3 separate regions of the Homo sapiens genome follow, and regions 2 and 3 are each linked to region 1. A link is a loop called in an ENCODE intact Hi-C map of the cell type or tissue named here. Cell type or tissue: heart left ventricle. All regions are shown on one strand.

Region 1 (2,500 bases):
ATGTTCCATGTCTCAATTTCCCACTCAGTAGAAAGTGCCGTATAGCAGAACCCAGTGTCCTTCACACACAGCAACTGCGTGTTTAAAGAGCCAGAGGTCTCCCGGGCCTTCCAACCAGGGTGACCCGTCTAACAAGTCCCATTCTATAAAGCAGGGGCTCATTTTAACTGTGTCATCCCATTAAAAACAGCAATGGTTCCGATACAAGTGTAGAATAAATGGGAATCGAACTTGGGAAAAAAGCCAGAGGCAAATAATTTTGTGACTGAAAAATACAGGGTACTAGAGATACCATCTCTGTTGCCTTTTCACATCCCTTGGAAAACTGTTTTTGCTCATGAATGAAAAAATTATTTTGCTTAACAAAGGAAGAAAGGAGGGGGAAAAGTGAAGGGAGGAAGGGAGGGGGGAGGTAGGTAGGGAGGGAGTGAGGCGAGGGAAGGAAGGGGAGAAGAAACATGGCCCGCTCCCAAAAGCAGCAGACCCATGTGAGCCACGTGGCCACTGAGCTGTATGTGTACGAGCCCCTTTATTTATCGTATCCTCTTGGAATGCTTTCAAAGCAAGAACATTACGCATGTGTAATATCCAGAAGTGAAAACAGACCCATTTGACATTGCTCTGCAAGTTTCTGCCCTAAATTAGACAGTGAATCAGAAGGTTACGTCTGCGGGTGGGTTGCAGAGAGAAAACAAAAAACCCTAGCACATGTGAGCACGTTGGAGAAAGATGGGAATCGAAGGCAAGCCTGTGTAAGGATCTTTTTTTCTCAAGTCAGGAAAGGCAGATCCAGGCGAGTCTTGTTTTACTGCAGTGCAGACAGCGACAATTCCAAACCGATAATGAAAGACCCTAAAATAGGCCCTATGTATCAGGCTGCCCTGTGTCCCTGGGAAAGAGCCATGTGTCAACTGGATGTCAACCCCAGCATTTTCTTACTGACCCACCTCCCTGACTTTTATCTCTGAGCATGCAGATAAGCACATATGACAGTCTCTAGAGATTATTTCTAAATATACCAACCCCTGTTTATACCAAAATGGGTTCCCTGACTGTCAGTTCTCCATGGGTGCAGGCAGACTCCCAAGAACAAGCCCTGGCACATCCGCTCCCAGGAGAAACCTGGGGCACAGCACAAGCCAGGACTCTGGGAACCTGGCTCCACTGTTCTACATCTGAGGTTGGGACAAGGACAAGTCCATGGTACTGACGCCACTTCTGTGAACATTCCTACCGGAGGTCAGGGCAGTATCCACAGGCTTGTTCTGCCAACCTATGGACTGCTATTTAAGCAAGCAAGAAAGATCTCAAAAGCCCAGCAACAAAGCCTCCAAATTAGACAGGAAATAACATAAACATGGCAAAGCGTTTTAGAAGCCAGAGCTCAGAAAACAAGCTGCCTACGTTCAAATTCCAGCTCTCCCATTCAATAGCTGTGTGACCTTGAGCAAATTAATGAGGCCCTGGGAACGTCAGGTTTCTTCTCTGTAAAATGGGTTTCCATAAATGTAAAATTTTCTCTAAAGTGTAAAATGTAAGAGGTCCCCACTTCATCAATGGGAGGGGAAGATTAAACAAGATAGAGTATGGGACACACTTAGATTAGTGCCCACCAGGAGCTGATGAGCAGGTCCCATGCCTGCACCCAGTGAGCGGCTGCCACCCCAGGAGTCAGGGCTCCATAAACAATGGTTATTTGTCTTCAGAATGGCCTCCCTATCATCCCTTGCAATCATCAAAGTCTCTGGCTGTAGAAACAAATCCAAATGGAGGCCTGGGCTAAGGAGAGCGGGGGTGAAAAGATGTTGGCTGTCATGGCTCTAAACTGTTTATAACTGAAGGAATGCATTAAGACACTCACACTCAGGGAACTGATTTATGTTAAGTAAATGGCCCTACATCCCTTGGACGTCTCCACTGGAGCTCCCTCCACAGCCCAGTCATTTAAACACATGGCTTGATCCGGGTCCCCATGTGGGTGTTGGCAGGTTGAAAGGCACTTCCAAAGCCAGCAGGCTCCAGAATGCCAAATATGGCCAAGCTCAGACCCCGCAAGGTAGACCACAGGGAGGCTCCCCACAGGTGCCAGAAGATGGGGAGGGGTGACTCAGATGGCATTAGCTGACAGCTTCAGGGTATGGATGGCTATGGGCTATTTTCATTTCCAAACAAAATTTTCCACCCTATAAACCCTAAAGTATTTTATCGAAGCAGGGGGGTCTAATTCATCCATTTGCTGCGGAAAGGGCAACATCTTCAGCAGGGAAGAGACAGCTATTTTGAGTCACGGCACTGGCAGTCTCCTCCCCCTGAGAGGGCCTATCAATAACAGTACTCCCTGGATGGAAATTTCCATCTCCCAGAGGAGACCCCAGAGGAGTCGCAACAAGTTCATGGTACAAAGGAAGAAGAGCAGGGCCAAGCCTGCACCTGCTCAGACTTGCCATTCAACTTTCGGCAAGTCAGATCATCTCCGAGCCTCAGTTTCCCCACCTGTATG
Region 2 (2,500 bases), 110 kb before region 1:
GGGCAGCTTACTCAACAGAAATGAACTTCCTGAAGGCTGGAAGTCCAAGATCAAGGTGCCAGCAGGGTGGATGTCTCATGAGGCCTCCCGCCATGGCTTGCAGTTGCCCCTCTTCTCCCCATGTCTTCACATGCTTTTCCTTCTATGTGTGTCTGTGTCCATGTGTGTCTGTGTCCAAGTTTCTTCTTTTTATAAATCCAATCATATTGGAGTAGGCCCACCCTAATGGTCTCATGCTAACTTAATCACCTCTTTAAAGACCCTGTCTCCAAATGCAGTCACATTCTAGAAGTACAGGAGACAGGGCTTCAACACATGAGTTTTGGGGGGACCCAACTCAGCCCATAGGATTTCAGCCAAGAGACAGGTGGGCTTCCGGGGTTAGGGCAAGGCCCTGAGGGCGTGGTGGGATATGGAGAGTAGACGGGGTGGGGAGCGGTGCAGGAAGTGCTCCAGGCTGGAGGAAGGACTGTCCCCTTCTCTCCTGCAGAACAACTCCTCCCCATTGTCTATCTCGCCTGCCTGCCACACATTCAAATAGAGAAGAATGTGGGCCACAGGTGAGGTGGGAGTGACAAAAGCCAGGGAAATAGGAACCCGAGAGAGACAACTTGGAGATGGCAGTGGGGACATTTGAACTCCTGCTGCTTGGCCACAGCATGGTGAATGAACTACAGCTGCGTTGAGTTGTAAAGCCCAGGAGCAATGAGCCACGCGGAGTAAGATTCCATGGCTGCCAGTAGGGCCTGTCCCCCCAAAAATATTAGCTCCACATGCCTTTCCTTAGGACTTTAACCCCAGTTCAATACTAAATGACTAAATACCCAGAGGTGGGGTCACATTTTAATTCACCATGAGCCCTTTAGATGTCAGTGCTAATGGGCATGTTTGGGGATAGCGGAAGTGGGATATATAAAGAGACTGCACCTCTGAGCAGGGTTGGAAAGCAAGGTTCTCTGCCTGCCTCTCCACGGCGCCTTGTTTGCCTGTCTTCCTCATTAGAACCTAAGTTCCGTGAGCCCAGGACTTAGCCTTGCTTCTCACTCTGCTTCCAGAGCCCATGACATGCCTAGAACATGGTTGACAAGCAAGAAATAGTTGTTGAACAGATAAATGAACAGGCTAATGAATAAACTATGTAGAAAGATACTTAAGCACTCGACAAGTTCATATTCTAGATGTAGCCTCATCAGAGAGGCAAACACATTCTTGGGTTGATGTGGTCTATGATCAGCCCTGCCAGGAACGACGAAGAAACATGTACCCTAACGTATTCACCGAAGACTCCAAACTAACACAAACTTATCTCAAATTATCAGGGAACCAGATCATCTACAGCAACCAGAAGCAGCTGTGAACCTCTGTCCCTGTAGTGGTAAACACAAGGGTATGGTCGGGAAGTCAGAGCTCCTCCTACAGTCCATGGAGCATCCTAGAAGATTTATAAGAATAAAGAAAGCAAGTTACAAAGCCGAGGCCTCGTGGCTTCAGAAGACACATTAAATAACAAGTCCCTTCGGCTGCTAAACACAGAGCCAGCATTCTCTTCCTGCCGGCTTTCAACACGCACACCTGAAAATCCTTCAGAACAACCGCAGCCCCAGCTCTGGTGCCTGCTTGCCTTGCCAAGAAATCAGAAGCTGCAGGCAGTGGGGGATGGGATGGAGAAAAGAGAGGAGATTCCTGCAGAAAAAGACTGGGCCAATTAGGAACAATTGCAAAAGCTTTCAGACCAGGCAGAGGCTGGCCCTCTCCTGCACATACCAGATCACTCTGTCTCCCTCTTCCACGTGGATGGATATAATTCATAACAGATTTTACGTTTACAGGAACCAGGCTGGAACATTTTCCACGCTGACTTTTCAGGCTGGTGACAACTAAGTATCTTAAGAACCTCTAGAGACAGAGCTGATGAGATACCGCTATTTCCTCAGCCACTGCCCTACCTGCTGGAGAGCCCCGTGACTAACCACCTGTTCCTATTTCCTGACCCACCTGGCGGGAAGGCAAGAGACGAGGGCAGAGCAGGGCTGGCCCTGGGGCCTTTCGCCTACCAAGCCCTCATTCTCCAGCCCCACTCTCTGTGCCCGCTAGCACATACCATGAGAGGATGCATCTTCATTTGTGTGGGACCGTGACATTCTGATGAAAGCCGGGGGGGGGTCTGTCCCCAGAAAAAGACGCAGACAACTTTTGTTGGTATATATTGTTAGCACGTCTTCAAACTGAACTATGCATCAGAATCACTGGGGAAACATTTCTGATTCCCGTGCAGCCCCTTCCCACACTTGTGGAAATAGAATCTCTAGAGAAGGCAGCCCAAACTTTGTGTTTAAGAGACCATTCCCGGTGCTTACCAGATCAGCGGGACACAGACCTATGAGCAGGTGTTAGGGAACCTCTGCATAGGGACTCATGCCCCTCAGGCGAAGGAGCTCTGTTCTCCTACAAGGTCAGGAAGGGAAGAAAACTTTCTTTTTTCTTTTTTTTTTTGAGCCAG
Region 3 (2,500 bases), 72 kb before region 1:
AGGTTGCAGTGAGCCGAGATCATGCCACTGCCCTCCAGCCTGGGAGACAGAGTGAGACCCTGTCCCAAGAAAACCAAAAAGATGACAAATTCAAAGTTCCTGGCACATAATACATGCTGTAGATGGTAATCATTACTAGTATGATCAAAGTAAATGGCAGCTAGAGGGAAGATGTGACCCAGAACCCCTGGAGCCTGGTCTGGCCATGAAAAGAGTTTGATCAAATATACAAATGTGAGCAGCAGGGATTTCCATCTGCAATCTTTGAGCCATGGCTGGAAGACAAGTTCAGACGCCCTCTTGCCCATAAGTGGGATCAACATCTCCATGGCAGGTCTTTTCAGTGCGATATTTCAATACGAAAGACAGAGACAAAGTTTCCAAAAAGAACCATCGGGCAACAGGGAGTTTAGTTCATAAGAGATTTATCAGAGATTTCTGTGGTTGTGTGGATGATTGGTTTGCTGCAGAGTGATATATTTAGGCTTTTTCTCACATCTTTCTCTACTCTAAAGTCCCTTCAGAGATTCCTTATGACTTTATAATGCTAATCCTTTCAAAAATTTTTGAAAAATTTGACAGGTTTTATATAAGTGTGCATGTATGTGTATATATGCATGTAAACATACAATTTTTAGAAGCCTAGAAGTTGCATAAATATTCTGTATTCCCATTCCTAGCATCCTCCTGTTACCAGATGTACTGATGGCATATTGCTTTCCAATGGGATTCTGCACAACTGACAATGGTAATCCTAGGATTATGAACCAAGAACATGAAAACTCAAGTGTGAAGAGGTGGGTTTTTCAAAAGGTGTGAAAACCTACTGCCTATTTGCCCCCCCAAAATCCCCCCAAAACATTTGAGAGTAGAAAGAAGTCTTCTTTCACTCTGTAATTTGCATTTTCTCTCCTTCCAATCTGACCATCGTATTTTCATTAATTTCATTTTACATTTTATCCTCAGATATATACTTCTTCACATCTTTATCTTCCCTCTTCCTCCAGTTAGTTCTGACACTCATTCAATCTTTACTCTCTCCACTCTCTCACCTTTCTGCTTTCTCCATCAATAATGCAGTTAATGGAAATTATCTAACATTTGTCACAAAGAGGCAACAGGTCCCTGGAAGTATTTAATAGCAGATAATTCTGGCAAAGCCCCAATACCAATAAAGCTAGAGGTCTGCTTTGCCCAAATTTGGCATTTCACTCCCCAAAGTTGCCTAAGGAAGTTGTCAATCACTTTCCCATTTATTAACATCATACAGAAGCACACTGGAAGGAAGCCTGGCCTGGCTGAAACAGCAGAGTTTATTCCCACCATCAACCTCTATAGCACGCTGTTTCTAACTTTCCTCTCTCTCTAGTCAGCCCCACTTCTTGAAATTTAATCTAAATTGCTCAATTTCTTTGAAGCTCCTGAAACATTAAACAAGCAACTCACAACATTTTGGAGGTTCCCCCCCTCTCTCAGTGATTCGTTTGCTGTAATTTCCCTAGAAATCCCTTAAGCCCTGAATTTATAGACCTAGAGATAGGGACAGGAGAAAGGATAGAGCTAGTATGGAGATATGACTTAGAGTGACATTGATTTGCTTTGATAATTGGGGGGGTTGGAGAGCTCTCAGGGAGGATATGTCTGTCCTCTCTCCTTTGCCTGTGTCTGGAAGGGCTCAGGCTGTCCTTCCCCTCTCTTCCCTGCTTCCCCTAACTCAGCCCTGCTTGGGTCCAGTTAACTCAGCCCTGCTTGGGTCCAGCCCTGCTTGGGTCCACCCTTAGACATTCACCTTGGATGATTAAAGGCCTGAAAAATCACAGTCAAGTCATAACAAACCCATTCTGCAGAAAAGAGGGGAAAGGGTGAAGAAGGCTACGCGAGTTTGGTTGTGTGACGCTCTGCCCACCAGCAGGTAAACAGAATGGGGTACTGAGAGCAGAAAGCTGAATGGGAAAACCAATAATTGAGGCTGTCAATAGTGGAAACACAGAATATGCCTTTCCAATGGCTCTGCTTTCGTCTAAATCCTGCCCTTCCCTAGGCCTGTGCCCACCGCCTCCCCACACCTTTCCCAAAGACCTCAGGCCCGGGGCTGCCCCTCCTGTGGCGCCAGTGGAGGGAATTTTGTACCATTCATTATCATTTTTTATCCAAGTAACCTGACTCCTCAACCAAAATGTATTTGTGAGTCCCTTGCCACATACTGCTACTCAATCAATATTTATTTTACTATGATGAGCACACAAAGATGATTCTGATTCCTATGCTGATGACGGCCTCACTCAAGTGCCACTTCACAAGTGAAGCCTTTCCTGACTCCTACTGTAGAATTTTGGAGCCAGAAAGGCGCGGAGAGATTCTTGAGCCCTCTATCCCTTCTCTCAACTACCATTACCTGCTTCTCAAACTGGTTCTTGTCTCCCCAGTCTGATCATAAATTCCTCGAGGGTGAGAACCTTTCCTTGCCCCAATCTAAACGTGACAGGGAAGAGGGGTGATA

What was found. Hi-C counts contacts between places; a loop is a spot of excess contacts. Peaks named below come from ENCODE experiments on the same cell type or tissue, not always from the same donor. Only the 100,000 strongest peaks of a DNase experiment are listed, where the experiment ranks them.
Region 2: a loop joins it to region 1, with 3 times the contacts of the local background. A loop is called at or near these places in 7 of 110 quality-filtered maps.
Region 3: it touches region 1 in a loop (2.7-fold over the local background); 8 of 110 quality-filtered maps call a loop at or near these places.

The regions. Positions count from the first base shown.
Region 1 is chr12:2,074,420-2,076,919 of GRCh38, reverse strand. All of the region lies in intron 1 of CACNA1C (calcium voltage-gated channel subunit alpha1 C), which reads right to left. Among named protein-coding and RNA genes, the nearest start is that of CACNA1C, 23 kb to the right of the region's middle. In heart left ventricle, no CTCF peak of the experiment used is centred here; a DNase peak (open chromatin) is centred at 1,113; H3K4me3 peaks cover 460 bases; H3K27ac peaks cover 2,500 bases.
Region 2 is chr12:2,183,240-2,185,739 of GRCh38, reverse strand. The region is part of intron 3 of CACNA1C (calcium voltage-gated channel subunit alpha1 C); the gene reads right to left. Among named protein-coding and RNA genes, the nearest start is that of CACNA1C-AS4, 39 kb to the left of the region's middle. RefSeq lists an enhancer at 1,530-2,029. In heart left ventricle, a CTCF peak has its summit at 1,409; no DNase peak of the experiment used is centred here; H3K27ac peaks cover 703 bases.
Region 3 is chr12:2,146,132-2,148,631 of GRCh38, reverse strand. All of the region lies in intron 3 of CACNA1C (calcium voltage-gated channel subunit alpha1 C), which reads right to left. All of the region lies in intron 1 of LOC107984131 (a long non-coding RNA gene), which reads right to left. Among named protein-coding and RNA genes, the nearest start is that of CACNA1C-AS4, 76 kb to the left of the region's middle. In heart left ventricle, no CTCF peak of the experiment used is centred here; no DNase peak of the experiment used is centred here.